Regions from separate parts of the Homo sapiens genome. Here region 1 is linked to region 2. Evidence: chromatin contacts called from ENCODE Hi-C or POLR2A ChIA-PET data. All regions are on one chromosome and are shown on one strand. The core of a region is the stretch at or near the end of the contact, and the rest is flanking DNA. Distances in the headings are between cores, read along the strand shown.

Region 1 (6,767 bases), core at 231-2,730, 110 kb after region 2:
GTGAGGAACGTGACTGGGGGCTACATACATCAGCTAACAGAACAAAAAGTTTTACAGTGCTTTCTCATACAACGTCTGGAATTTACAGATAACACCAGTAGTTTTGGTCAGGGGTTAATATTATTATTATTATTATTATTTTAACCACCAGGGCCAGGTGGTGGCGCCAAGGTCGTCTAGCTATTTATCTTACTTCTGTTTCTTTCCATCTTTTTGCTTTCTCCCTTTTCTCCTGTCTTATAAACTAGGGAAAAGGGGAGGCTGGGGAGAAGCTGGGAAGGACAACAGCAGAAGCGGTGGTCTCATTCCACAACCACTGTCTGTTACTCAGCCCAGCCCCACAGCCTCCTTGCTATCCTGTCCAAGAGGCCACGCTCCTGCCCCAGGGCCTTTGCACCCACTGCTTCCTCCTAAACACGTGGTCAAATCCCTCACCCCTTCGAATCTCTGCTTACATGCCCCCTTCTCAGAAGGCTCATCCAACCTGCCCCTAAAACTCCTGACCTCCCGACCTGCCGTGTTGTTTCCATGCTGCTTGTGGCCTTCGAGCACACGGTATAATTAGCTTATCAGGTTTATTGCTGTCCATCTGTATCACCTGCCTGGCCATAAACCCACAAGGGCAAGATCCTCAGCTGCTTTGTTTGGCGATGTGTCTGTCCTCAGGGCCTGGGACAGCTCTTGGCACCTTGCAGGAGCTCTGTAAATATTTTCTGGGTGAATGAGCAAAAGTGAGACCTGAAACCATATAATCAACGTGGAAATGTCTAGCGGGTGGTAACGCTAGTCCTCCTTTGTGTGTTTTAAACAGCTCATACTTAAGAAGGGATTTTTTTTTTTTTAAATACACAGAGAGTACCGCCTGTTTAGGCCGGGGCAACAACTCGGTAAATGTGTGATGGATGAGATGAAGATTTCATAGACATTAATTTTTAGCATTCTCTTCCTACCACCCACAGCACTCTCCCCTGCACCTGGAGAGGCCCCTGACCTCCAAACCTAACACCCCGCTCGCCCAGGTGCCACCTCCTCCATGAAGCCCACTGGAACGACCTCGGCCTACAGTGAGGCTGCTCTGACCTCATTGGGATTGCAGTTCATGCCCTGTACAATCATCCGCCCCATGCTAGATGCTATGCTAGGAATTTAAAGACACAGGGATGAACACGATGGGGCCCCTGCCCTGAGACGCCCCTGCCCTCAGACACCAGGGGAGCAGAATCGTCTGGACGATCTGCCCGGCCCTGTTCAGGTAGCGAAACACTTCCACCTACTTCACCTCTTAAATTCTCAATGGCTCATCTCATCGAAGCAGACACTGAGGCTCCAAAGCCAAATGCCTGACCAAGGTCACAGGAGCAGGGAGAGACAGAGCCCCAGGCTCCGTATCCACGTCTAGGCCTGTGCCCTCACGCTTCTCTCCTAGGCCATCCCCGCTGGGCTCCTTGCACGGGAGCTTCACAAATGAATCATTAACTTGACCTGGCCACTGAATTGCAAGGTCTAATTCCTCCTCCTATGAGAAGAGAAAACAGGCTTCCAAGAAACACACCTCTGACCAAATGAGCCAAGAAGCCAATTTGCCCAGACGAAGCCTAGTTCTGGGACAAGGCCAGGCCCTGCCCACTCTGGACCAGCAGTCAGTGGCTGACTACACTCTCAATCCCAGGGCTCCAGGCATCCCCAGCTCCATGGGGCCTTAAGATGCAGGAACAACTACGACACAGGCTAATCCAATCTGGGACTTGGGAACACCACACCCTTGGCTCATGTTCCAACTTCTTTTGATTTTTAAAGGACTAAGGTAAGAAGACTAAAATAAAAGGTTTTTACAAGAAACCCACGCTTGTAAGTTGCTTAAGCGAAGAGGTTGAGTCATTCCTGAGTCCTCCATTTTCCTCCCACCTAGCACCCTCCATCAGCAAGGCTGGGCTGCTCTCGCTTTAAAGCATGCCTCAAATCCATCCACTTCTCTCCAACACCATCCTGGCCCCCATCCTGGCTTGTATGGATGGGTGCCGTAGTTTCCCCGCTGTTTTCCTGCCTCTGCTCTTGCCCCCCGCCCCGTTCTCCCCACAGAATCCAAGTTATCCTTTTAAGATTAAAGTCAGAGCATGTCATTCTGCTCAAACCTCCCCCATGCCTCCCTATTTATCTCAGAATAGAATCTAAATTCCTGACAGTGACCTATGAGGTCTTGCACAACCCAGCTCCCTATAGTCACTCCAGTCTCCTCCCCCATTCCTATCTGCCTCGCTCACTCTGCTCCAGCCACACTGGCCTTGCTGTGCTCCTGAGCCACCAGGCAAGTTTCTGCCACAGGGCCTTTGCACTGACTCTTTGCTCCTCCAGGGGCAATCTTTCCCCTGATGCCCACAAAAGTGAGCCCCTCACTTCTCAAGTCTAAAGTCACTTTCTCCGTGAGACCTTCCCTGAGCAATTTTCAATCCCTTAACCATCTCTATTGAGCCCCACTGTATGGCAGGCTCTGCTCTAGGCCTGGGCACTTCAATAGTGAACAAAATGGATGAAAATACCATTCTTCCTAAAGCAGCCCTTCCCCCATCACATTATATTCATCACCCTGTTTTATCTCCCTGACATTATCAATATCTGAAATTTCTATGTAGTTGTTGATAAGTCCCCCTTCCTGCTGCCCGGAATTCAGTCACAATGGATGGAGCTAGAGCAGCCATCTTGGATCATGAGGCACCCTTAAGAATGAAAGCCACACATGAAGAAGGGCGGAGCAGAATAGGAGATAGGAGAAAGGATTCCTGTGACTTCCTGGAGCCACCCACCAGCCCTGGGTGGCTTAGTCATCAGAGAAATGTCCACTGGACTCACAGTGAGATCCCATGCCATACACCAGAATGGCTACAATGAAAAAGACTGACAATAACAAGTGCTGGTGAGGATGTGGAGCAGCCAGAGTGCTCACACATTGCTGGTGGAAGTGCATTAGTGCAGTCACTGTGGAATATACTTTTTCTACCAAAGCTGGACGTTCACCCTACAATATAGCAATCCCACCCCCAGTATTTGTCCCAGAAAAATGAAAGCATGCACCCACACAAAGATTATCCACAAATGCTCATAGCAGCCGTACCCATAACAGCCCAAAACTGGAAACAACACAAATGTCTACAAGCAAGTGAATGCATGACAAATGGGGACACACTCATACCATGGAATGCTACCCAGAGACAAAAGGGAATGACCAATTGAGACACACAATGACAGGGTAAATCACACACAGGGACCACGTGCATGAGTCCATATAAGTGACGTCCCGGGGAATGGCAAAACCAATCCATGGGGATAGAGGTGGGGGCAGCAGGACCTCAGGGGTGGATACTGACAGGGAGGGGTGCGGGGGAGGCGTTTACACTTGGTATAGGGGGTCATTACAAGCGTGCATACCTAGGTGAAAATCCATCAACCTCTAACCGAAATTGTGCACTTTTCTTAATGCATTTGATACTTCAATTTTTAAAAAGAAAAAAATTAAAGCAAAAAAAATTTTTTCTTTTTTCAGACAGAGTCTCACTCTGTCGCCCAGGCTGGAGTGCAGTGGTGTGATCTCAGCTCACTGCAACCTCCACCTCCCAGGTTCAAGCAATTCTCCTGCCTCAGCCTCCAGAATAGCTGGGACTACAGGCATACGCCACCATGCCCAGCTGATTTTTTTTTTTTTTTAGACGGAGTTTTGCTCTGTCACCCAGGCTGGAGTGCAGTGGCGCGATCTCGGCTCACTGCAACCTCTGCCTCCCGGGTTCAAGCAATTCTCCTGCCTCAGCCCCCCAAGTAGCTGGGATTACAGATGCCCGCCACCACACCTGGCTAATTTTTGTATTTTTTTAAGTAGAGACGGGGTTTTGCCAAATTGGCCAGGCTGGTCTCAAACTCCTGACCTCAGGTGATCTGCCTGCCTCGGCCTCCCAAAGTGCTAGGATTACAGGCATGAGCCACCGCGCCTGGACTGATTTTTGTATTTTTGACAGAAATGGGGTTTTACCATGTCGGCCAGGCTGAGGTCTCCAACTCCTGACCTCAGGTGATCGGCCCACCTTGGCCTCCCAAAGTGCTGGGATTACAGACGTGAGCCACTGCGCCTGGCCTAAAGCAAAAAATTATTGATCCAGGGTTGGGTACTCTTCAGATGTTCAATACACCCTCAAGTGGTGTCGCTAATAAGAGAGCACCTACAGCCACCAAGGCCCAATCAGGGTCCCAGTGCCCCGTCAAATCTGATTTCTGAAGCAGAGCAGCGAGGCCAGCCAGGAGACCACCAGGGGCCCTGGAGAGACGTGAGAGGTCTGGGGTCCCCTCTTTACCAGCAAAGGGGCTCTGTCCACTCCCTGTCCCCTCAACCCCCTGCCCATCCTCCACCTACCAGCAGGCGCCTGATACAACTTCCTGTGCCTGTTTCTTTACCTGTAACAAGGAATAAAGAATAGGACCCATGCAGCAGGGACAGGTCATGTTGACATAATGTGCTGGGAACAGCCCTTCGTCACTGCGATCTTCCTTCCAAAACCCGGAACTAGGGCCTAATCAATAGAAGAACAACAGACAAATCCCAGCAGAGGGGCGTCCTGCAAAATTCCTAGCCGGTGCTCAGGAACGCAATCCAGGTCATCCAAAGCCAGGAAAGTCTGAGAACCCACAGAGACCAGAGGATCCTAAGGCAACGTGAGGGACAAACGCAATGTGGGGCCCTGGATTGGGTCCTGGGACAGAAAATGATACGAAGGAGAAACGAAGGAAACGTGAATCCTGTCTGGATGTTAGTTATTACTGATGTATCAACACTGGTTCATTCATAGCAACAAATGTATCCCATTCCTTTAAGATGTTAATAGCAGGGGACACTGGCTGTGGGATATGTGGGAACTCAGCACTATCTTCCCAATTTTTCTGAAAGTTGAACTGTTCTAGGCCGGGCGCGGTGGCTCACACCTGTGGAATCCTAGCACTTTGGGAGGCCAAGGCAGGTGGATCACTTGAGGTCAGGAGTTGGAGACTAGCCTGGCCAACATAGTGAAATCCCGACTCTACTAAAAGTACAAAAATTAGCCAGGTGTGGTGTCAGGCACCTGTGGTCCCAGCTACTTGGGAGGCTGAGGAAGGAGAATCACTTGAACCTGGAAGGCAGAGGTTCTAGTGAGCCGAGATTGTGCCACTGCACTCCAGCCTGGGCGACAGAGTGAGACTTGGTCTCAAAAAAAAAAAAACTGTTCTAAAACAGAAAGTTATTTTAAAACAAGCAGGCTCTGTCGCGGCAATACAGGGAGGGCCAAATCAGTGCCTCACCGAATCATATTACAGCTTCAAGCAAAAGGAAAAAATGTGCACCCCATATTTATACTTTTTCCAGAACATTAAGGTCTTTTTGTAAAAACACTGACAATTTCAAAAGTTCACATATTAACACAACATTATTTTAAGTTTAAATATTTTATTTAAGCCCACCCAAACCAGATTATACTATCATGTTAATGACCTGGCTTTAATGGAAGCATTTTCATTGTATTAGCTTCCCACTGCTGCTGTAAGAATTAACAATTAACACTGGCTCAGATCAATACAAAGTTATTATCTTACAGTTCTCGGGGGGAGAAGTCCAAACTGGGACTGCCCCTGAGATGGGATGAAAGTCACGGTGCAGGCAGGGTGCTTCCTTCTGGAGCTCAGGGGGAATCCATTGCCTTCCGTTTCCCAGCTTCTAAGAGGCCTCCGCATTCCTTGGCTCCTGTCCCCTTATCACTCCAACCCCTGCTTCTGAGGTCACATCTCCTACTCTGACCCTCCTGCCTCCCTCTGTCAAAGATCCTTGTGAAAGCATTGTGGCCCCTGGGACAATCCAAGTTCATCTCCCATCTCAAGATCCTTAACTTTTTTTTTTTTTTTGAGACAGGGTCTCACTCTGTTGCCAGGCTGGAATGCAGTGGTGTGATCACGGCTTACTGCAGCCTCGAACTCCCGGGCTGAAGCAATCCTCCTTCCTCAGCCTCCCACATAACTGGGACCACAAGCATACACCACCACGCCTGGCTAATTTTTAAATTTTTTATAGAGATGGGGTCTCACTATGTTGCCCAAGCTGGTCTTCAACTCCTGGGCTCAAAAATCTCCCACCTTGGCCTCCCAAAGTGCTGGGATTACAGGTGTGAGCCATCATGCCTGGTGTAAGATCCTTAACTTAATCACGCCTACAAAGCCACTTTTGCTGAGGAAGGTCACATATTCACAGGTCCTGGGGATCAGGACGCCAGCACCTTTTGGGGACATTGTTCAGCCTGCCACACCCACCCAGAGACCCCAGAGCATCCTCCCACACAGCCCCCTCCACCCCAGGGAACACCCCTGCACCAGGGAGTGTGACATTTGCCCCGTGCACCCCTTCCTCTCCCCACAGCCCTATCTTGGCCAGAAGGCAGGCTTCGCTAGAAACAAGGTGGACCCGGCAGGAAGCCCAGTGTCCTCTTTAATGGGAAGCTCCACGCCCAGGATGCTCACACGTCCCCCGCTTTTGAACCCTGCTGTGTTTTGGCCTGAGCTGTCCTAAGAGAAACCCGGGCCGGGGAATGATCTGCGGAGCAGGACACTCTCCCGCAGCTGCTTTCAAGCAGCTCAGCGGGGGCACTTTGTTCTTGCAGCTGGGATCTGAAAAGCAAGCCCTCTGGGCTGCGGACGTGCCCGTGCTGCCTGCACTGCCTCCTCGTGACTCCCGAGACCTCCTGCCAGTGACACGAGGGTGTCCA
Region 2 (6,775 bases), core at 2,064-4,563:
AGCACTTACTGAGCAGGAGCTATGCACTAGGGCCTGTTCTAAGCGCTTTACACCAGCTAGCTCACTTAATCCCCGCCACAGCCCAGGAGGCCATTATCCCATTTTAGGACTGAAGTTCAGAGAGGCTGAGAAACCTGGCCAAAGCCCCAGAGCTGTCAAAGACAGCTGCTAGCTCCTTGTGTCCTCCCAGGGCAGAAAAAGGGCTTAGAGAGCTCTCTGGGGTCCCTTTTATAAGGGACTGGTCCCATCGTGAGAGATCTACTCTCACGACCTAACCACCCCTCAAAGGCCCCACCCTCTAAGGCCATCACATCGGGGCCAGGGTCTCAACATATGAATTTGTTGTGAGGGGTTGCACAAACATTCAGTCCATTGCACATATTGTATCAAAAATACGTAACTTTAGGCTGGGCGTGGTGGCTCACTCCTGTAATCCCAGCATTTTGGGAGGCCAAGGCAGGAGGATTGCTTGAGGCCAGGGGTTCAAGATCAGCCTGGCAAACATAGTAAAACCCCCATCTCTAAAAAAAAAAAAAAAAAAAAAACTTAATTAGCTGGGAATAGTAGCACACACCTAGTCCCAGCTACTCAGGAGGCTGTGGTGGGAGGATCACTTGAATACACGAATTCGAGGCTGCAGTGAGCTATGATCGTGCCACTGCACTCCAGCCTGGGCAACAGAGCAAGACCTTGCCTCAAAAAAAAAAAAAAGTAACTTTAATTGGCAATATCAAGTGTTGATGAGGATTTAAAGGTGGGAGAGTAAATTGTTACAATCATTTTGGAAAATTGTCGCCAGCTACTGAATCCAAGAACATGACTACTCTGTGGTCCAGTAATCCCATTCCCAGATACACTCCCAAGAAAAATGGGGGTATCCGTTCATCAGAGGACATGGATAAGAACCTCTACACCACCTCGATCTGTAATAGCCCCACACTGAAAACAATCCAAACATCCGTCAGCTCTAGAATGAAAAACAAACGACGACCTATTCATGTAATTGAAAACTGCACAGAAATTAGCAAGCACGAGCTGCAGCTTCCGGACAGCGAGAGCAACCCTCACTGGAGGATATGCAGATGAGGCCAGACACCGAGGGGTGAGAGTTCACGCACTGTGTGAGGCTCTGGAACAGCAGAGAGGGTCTGTGGGGATAGAGCCTCTATCATGGTTACCCCTGGAGGATGGGGCACAAGGGAACTCTTGGATGATAGGAACCTTCCACGTCCTGGTCTGAGTACTAACGCCAAGGTGGAAATGTGCAGACGTCTGTCACAATCCATCACTCACGGAAGATTTCTGCAGCTTACCATGCATCCATACATTCCACGCATTGTTCCTCTGTCGTGTTTTTTTTTTTTTTTTTTTTAAAGACAGAGTTTCGCTCTGTTGCCCAGGCTGGAGTGCAGTGGCGCGATCTCGACTTACTGCAAACTCCGTCTCCAGGCTTCAAGCGATTTTCCTGCCTCAGCCTCCCAACTAGCTGGGATTACAGGCGCCCGTCACCATGCCTGGCTAAATTTTGTATTTCTAATAGAGATGGGGTTTTGCCATGTTGGCCAGGCTGGTCTAGTACTCCTGGCCTCAGGTGATCCACCTTCCTCGGCCTCCCAAAGTGCTAGGCTTACAGGCGTGAGCCACCTCGCCCAGCACGTAGATTTTTTCTCAATGTGTAACTTTGGCAGCTAGGGTCTCCGTCAGCGTGTTGAGATGCTCGCATTAAGAGGGGCGTGAATTAGCTGGGTGCGGTAGCTCAAGCCTGTAGTCCCAGCACTTTGGGAGGCTGACAGGTGGGAAGATCACTTGAGGCCAGGAGTTCAAGACCAGCCTGGGCAACATAGTGAGACCCCTGTCCCTACAAAAAAAAATTAATTAATTAGCTGGGCATAGCGGCACAAACCTGTGGTCCCAGCTACTTGAGAGGCTGAGGATAGCTTGAACCCAGGAGTTCGAGGCTGCTGTGAGCTACGATCATGCCACTGCACTCCAGGCAGGGTGACAGTGAGACCCTGTATCTAAAAAATTAAATTAAAAAAAAAATTTTTTTTTGAAACAGAATCTCACTCTGTCACCCAGGCTGGAGTGCAGTGTTGCGATCTCAGCTCACTGCCATGTCTGCCTCCCGGGTTCAAGTGATTCTTCTGTCTCAGCCTCCTGAGTAGCGAGATTACAGGCGTCCGCCACCAATGCCCAGCTAATTTTTGTATTTTTAGTAGAGATGGGGTTTCACCATGTTGGCCAGGATGAACTCAAACTCCTAACCTCAAGTGATCTGCCTGCCTCAACCTCCCAAAGTGCTGGGATTTAAAATTATTTTTTATTATAAAAAAGAGGGGCACGAGAGAAGGGACGCAATTGTGGAAACTGCACACTTAGGTCCTCACCCTCACTAGTTGAGCGCAATGGCCTGGCCATTGGCTGGGTATCGAAGTTTCTCTCTCTCCAAAGACGCAGAGTCGAATTAGTGTGAGTGACATGTGTTTGACAGGTGTCCAGCTCATCATGTAGACAGGCCAAGCCTTCCGGCTGGGAAGTGCTAGGCGTGGGGCAGCTCTGCACCCCTGTCTCTGCTCTGCCGCTCGCAAGCTCTGTGACCTTGGGGAATTCACTCAACGTTCCTGAGCCTCCATTTCCTTCTCTGTAGAATGGGGATGACGGCAGCAGTGACATCACAGTTTCGGCGAGAATTCCAAGAGATCGTGTGTGCGCGCGTGCTAGTCATTCATCCCATGCATATTTGTTGAGCCTGACTGTGTATCAGGAAGGGTGGGTCCAGCCGTGACAAAACAGGCACAGCCCCAGGCCTTGGGTGCTTTCTAGGGGGAAGTAGACAAGAAGCCCAAGAAGTCAGCACATGCCGGGGGTGTCAGAAGGTGAGAAGTACTGGGGGTAGCAAAGCAGGGAAGGCAGGAGGAACGGGGAGATGCAGGGCACTCCTGGCACCACCCGGATTCCCCTGCTGGCCCCCTTCCACCCTGAGCACCGCCGGGGGTGACTGCCTTCATCCAAGTGGGAGTGTCTCCCAGGCCACAGCCAGTGACCAAAACAGACTGACACGGGGAGCAGGACGGAGGGGAGGGCAGAAGCCTGGCCCCCTGAGAGGAAGGACTAGGAAAGATTCTGGTGCACAGGCATTCACAGCAGCACCAGTCACAATGGCCAAAAGGTAGGAACAGCCCAAGTGCCCATCAGGAGATGACAAATAACACGAGGGGCGCCTCCATGCAGGGGATATTGTTGAGCCGTGAAGAGGAATGCCACTCCTGTGAACTCAACTTGCTCTGAAAAGTAAAGTCTATTCAAAATGAAAGTGCGGCGGGAAGGAAGGAAATTCTGACTCAGGCTCTAACGTAAATGAACTTTGAAGACACGATGCTAAGTGAAAGTAGCCAGATGCATGATTCCGGTTAAATAAAGTGCCTAGAGCAGGCGGATTCACAGAGACAGACAGTACGTTAGCGCTTACCAGGGGCTGGGGGACGGGAATGACAGTTATTGCTTAATGGGGACAGAGTCTGCTTGGAGTGATGAAAACCTTTCAGAACAGGAGAGTGGTGATGGTCAAGCAACACTGTGAATGTCCTTAATACCACTGAATTGTACCTTTAAAAATGGCTAAAGTGGTACATTTTATGTTATGTGTATTTTACCACAATTGAAAATAAAGCAAGGCTGGATGCAGTGGCTCACGCCTGTAATCCTGGCAGTTTGGGAGGCCAAAGCAGGAAGATTGCTTGAGGCCAGGAGTTAAAGACCAGCCTGGGCAACATAGTGAGACCTAGTCTCTACAAAAAATAAAAAAATTAGCCAGGCACAGTGGTACACTCCTGTAGTCCCAACTACTCAGGAGGCTGAGGCAGGAGAATCGCTTGATCCTTGGAGGTGGAGGCTGCAGTGAGCTGTGATGGTACCATTGCACTCCAGCCTGGGCAAGAGAGTGAAACCCTGTCTCAAAAATAATGCAAAAAACAAAAAACAAAACACACACACACACACACACACACACATCCTGACCCACCTGGCTACAGATGGGACAAACCCTGGTGGAGTTCACATATCAGAGCCCCCCGTGGGTCCAGGCTGAGGCCGCCCTCCCTCCCTCTCCTGTAAAAACCTCTCTCTCTGGCTCTGCTTCTGGGGCCCTGGATCTAGGTCAGGAGGGCTGTGATTTAAAACAAGGTGCCAGGGAGGCCTGGTTGTGGCGGTGAATCCTGAAAGGGAGCCATCAGCAACTTAATGAGAAATAGACGAAACCCTGTTCTCAGCCGGGCGCGGTGGCTCACACCTGTAATCCCGGCACTTTGAGAGGCCAAGGCAGGTGGATCACTTGAGATCAGGAGTTTGAGACCAGCCTGGCAGATGTGGTGAAATCCTGTCTCTATTAAAAATACAAAAATTAGCTGGGTGTAGTGGCGCGTTTCTGTAATCCCAGCTACCCAGGAGGCTGAGGCACGAGAATCACTTGAACCCGGGAGGCGGAGTTTGCAGTGAGCCAAGATCATGCTACTGCACTCCAGCCTGGGCAACAAGAGCGAGACTCCATCTCAAAAAAATAAATAAATAAAATAAAAAAAGAAAGAAAGAAATCCTGTTCCCGAGACAAAGAAAGAAAGACGGAAGAAAGAAGGAAAGAAAGAGAGAGAGAAAGAGAGAAAGAAAGAAAGGAAGGAAAGGAAAGGAAAGGAAAGGAAAGGAAAGGAAAGGAAAGGAAAGGAAAGGAAAGGAAAGGGAAAGAAAGAAAAAGAAAGAAAGAAAGAAAGAGATCCTGTTCCTGAGACAAGGGGACCGAGGTACAGAGAGGAGCTTTGCCTGGGCCACAATTGTACAGGGTGATGGCACAGGGGGCACACGGGGCACAGATTGCAACTCCTGCCTCCCTGTCCCCTTCTCTCCACATGGCAGGCTTGGGCTGGCTGCTTAGGGTTAGAGGCAGAAGCCTCTTTTGCAGGGACCTTCAGAAGTGGCAGAGGATCTGGTTTGAGAGACAACAGACAGGAACAAATGGCTGGAATATTGAGCCTCAGGACATTCCTGCTCTGTGGGCCCTGCCCTGAAGGCCTTGGCTTATTAAACCCATAGATAGCCCACGCCTAACGGGAGCTCTGACCTCACAGACTGTGGCCACCGCGGCCACCATGATCTCGCCTGCTGCTCAGCGTTTGCCTGGGAGCTACCAGGCTCATGTTGCACCCACAGGAGCTGGGAGCCCATTGCAGGGCCCGGCTGGGCGTGGCGGGAAGTCGAATTTTCTTGGTGTCTAGAGAGTGAGTAGTGAGCAGAGGTGTCTCAAGACACACAACTCCAGGTTTCATTATCTGCCCTCGATGCCGGAATAATCACTGTGTACACACAGTGTGGGATCCCAAACAGTGCTGACTGTGTCCCCTGCTCAAAGTGCTGGCTGATGACAGGGATGTTGCATTGAAATAATTATGGCTTCCGCCTGTGAAGAGGTGGGAGGAGAGGAAGAGAGAAGATCCCAGCAGGAGTCGGCAAAGAGAACAATCTGCTTTCTTGCAGAGACAAAGCAGCCACCCTTGACTAGGGGGTCTGCAGTGGCTCCAGAAAGACCCCAGCTTCTTCACCACTAGGAACAAGACTCTTGGTCAGAAGAGGCCAAGAAAGAGACATAGACCCTGTTCTACCAAGGGCTGCCGAGGGGTGGCTGGAGGCTTCGGGGTGTCCCGTAGAATAGTAGAGTGTGGACTGTAAAGGTTGCCACAATGTCTCAAATATCGGCCTCTCTAACCTACTGCTGCTGCTGTTGACAGGAGGAAGCAGGGAGAAGGGAGCACTGTGTCTTGAGCACTTCCCGTGTGCCCAGCACAGTGCTGGGGGCTTTACTGGATGTCTTTTATGGAGCTCTAGCTGTATGCTCAAACATTCCATAGTTATCTATTGAGCACCTACTATGTGCTGCTTGACAACCAACCACAGAACCTCAACGTGTACAACAATCACTATGTACCTGGCTGGTGTGTTAGCAGGGCGGCTGGCGCTGGCTGATCTAGGCTGGCTCGCCCGCCGGGCTCTGCTGACCTCACCTGGATTCACCCAGCTGCTGCAGGTCGGCTGATCTAGGTGTGGCTCAGCCCCACATATCTCTCATCCACTCTGTGGGACCAGTGGCCACTCAGCACATTCTCCTTATGGCAAAGGAGGAGGAGCAAAAAAGCAAACATAGTCAATGGAGGTCCCTAGACACGCATGCTCAGACCTGGCACACACTCGTGTCAGCTTCGTGCTTTTGGTTAAAGCCAAAGTCAAGGAGTAGAAAAACAAACTTCACCTCCACAATGGGAGGAACTGAGAGGGTGCAAACACAGGGCAGGAGGAAGGATGAGGTCAATTCTGCAATACGGAGCCCTCACGTACTGCATTCCAATGGGTGCCACTTGCCCGAAGAGGCCATTGTTTATTAGACGCCAGGTGTGGGCACTCGTTCACGCATTCTGCTAATGTGCACTGAGCACCTCCCAGCACTGCAGAACTGGCACCTGGTAAGTTACAAAACCAGATGAGTCCCGGCCCTCCTGGCTCCCACAGGGTGTGTCGGGGGAGGGACTCGAGACGTGGTGTCATGCACATGACTGTCAGCTGTGCCCAGTGGCCTGAACAGGAGTTGCTTGTGCTGTGGGTGCCTGTAACAGAGGGCCGCACCCAGTCTTGGGGGTGAGGGAGCTTCCCCAAGGACATGAGGATGACGATGGAGCTGGCATTTGAGGGACAAGTGGTAACACTCTCGTGGAGAGAAGGAAAAAGCATCCTAGGC

What was found. Hi-C counts contacts between places; a loop is a spot of excess contacts on that map. ChIA-PET counts read pairs that join two places held with the same protein, here RNA polymerase II (POLR2A). Pooled maps may share reads with other maps.
Region 1: a loop to region 2 is called in a pooled map, with 2.4 times the contacts of the local background. The contact joins two enhancer-like sites. A Hi-C loop is called at or near these places in 1 of 50 pooled maps. POLR2A ChIA-PET finds 5 or more read pairs at or near these places in 2 of 52 experiments (A673 and Panc1).

The regions. Positions count from the first base shown.
Region 1 is chr12:124,827,296-124,834,062 of GRCh38, forward strand. All of the region lies in intron 1 of SCARB1 (scavenger receptor class B member 1), which reads right to left. Among named protein-coding and RNA genes, the nearest start is that of SCARB1, 33 kb to the right of the region's middle. RefSeq lists an enhancer at 822-1,001. Within about 2 kb of position 1,481, at least 11 of the 41 ENCODE cell types and tissues checked have a DNase peak (open chromatin) inside an H3K27ac peak, as active enhancers do.
Region 2 is chr12:124,710,503-124,717,277 of GRCh38, forward strand. No RefSeq gene overlaps it. Among named protein-coding and RNA genes, the nearest start is that of NCOR2, 150 kb to the left of the region's middle. RefSeq lists enhancers at 2,339-2,984, 2,985-3,629. Within about 2 kb of position 3,314, at least 25 of the 41 ENCODE cell types and tissues checked have a DNase peak (open chromatin) inside an H3K27ac peak, as active enhancers do.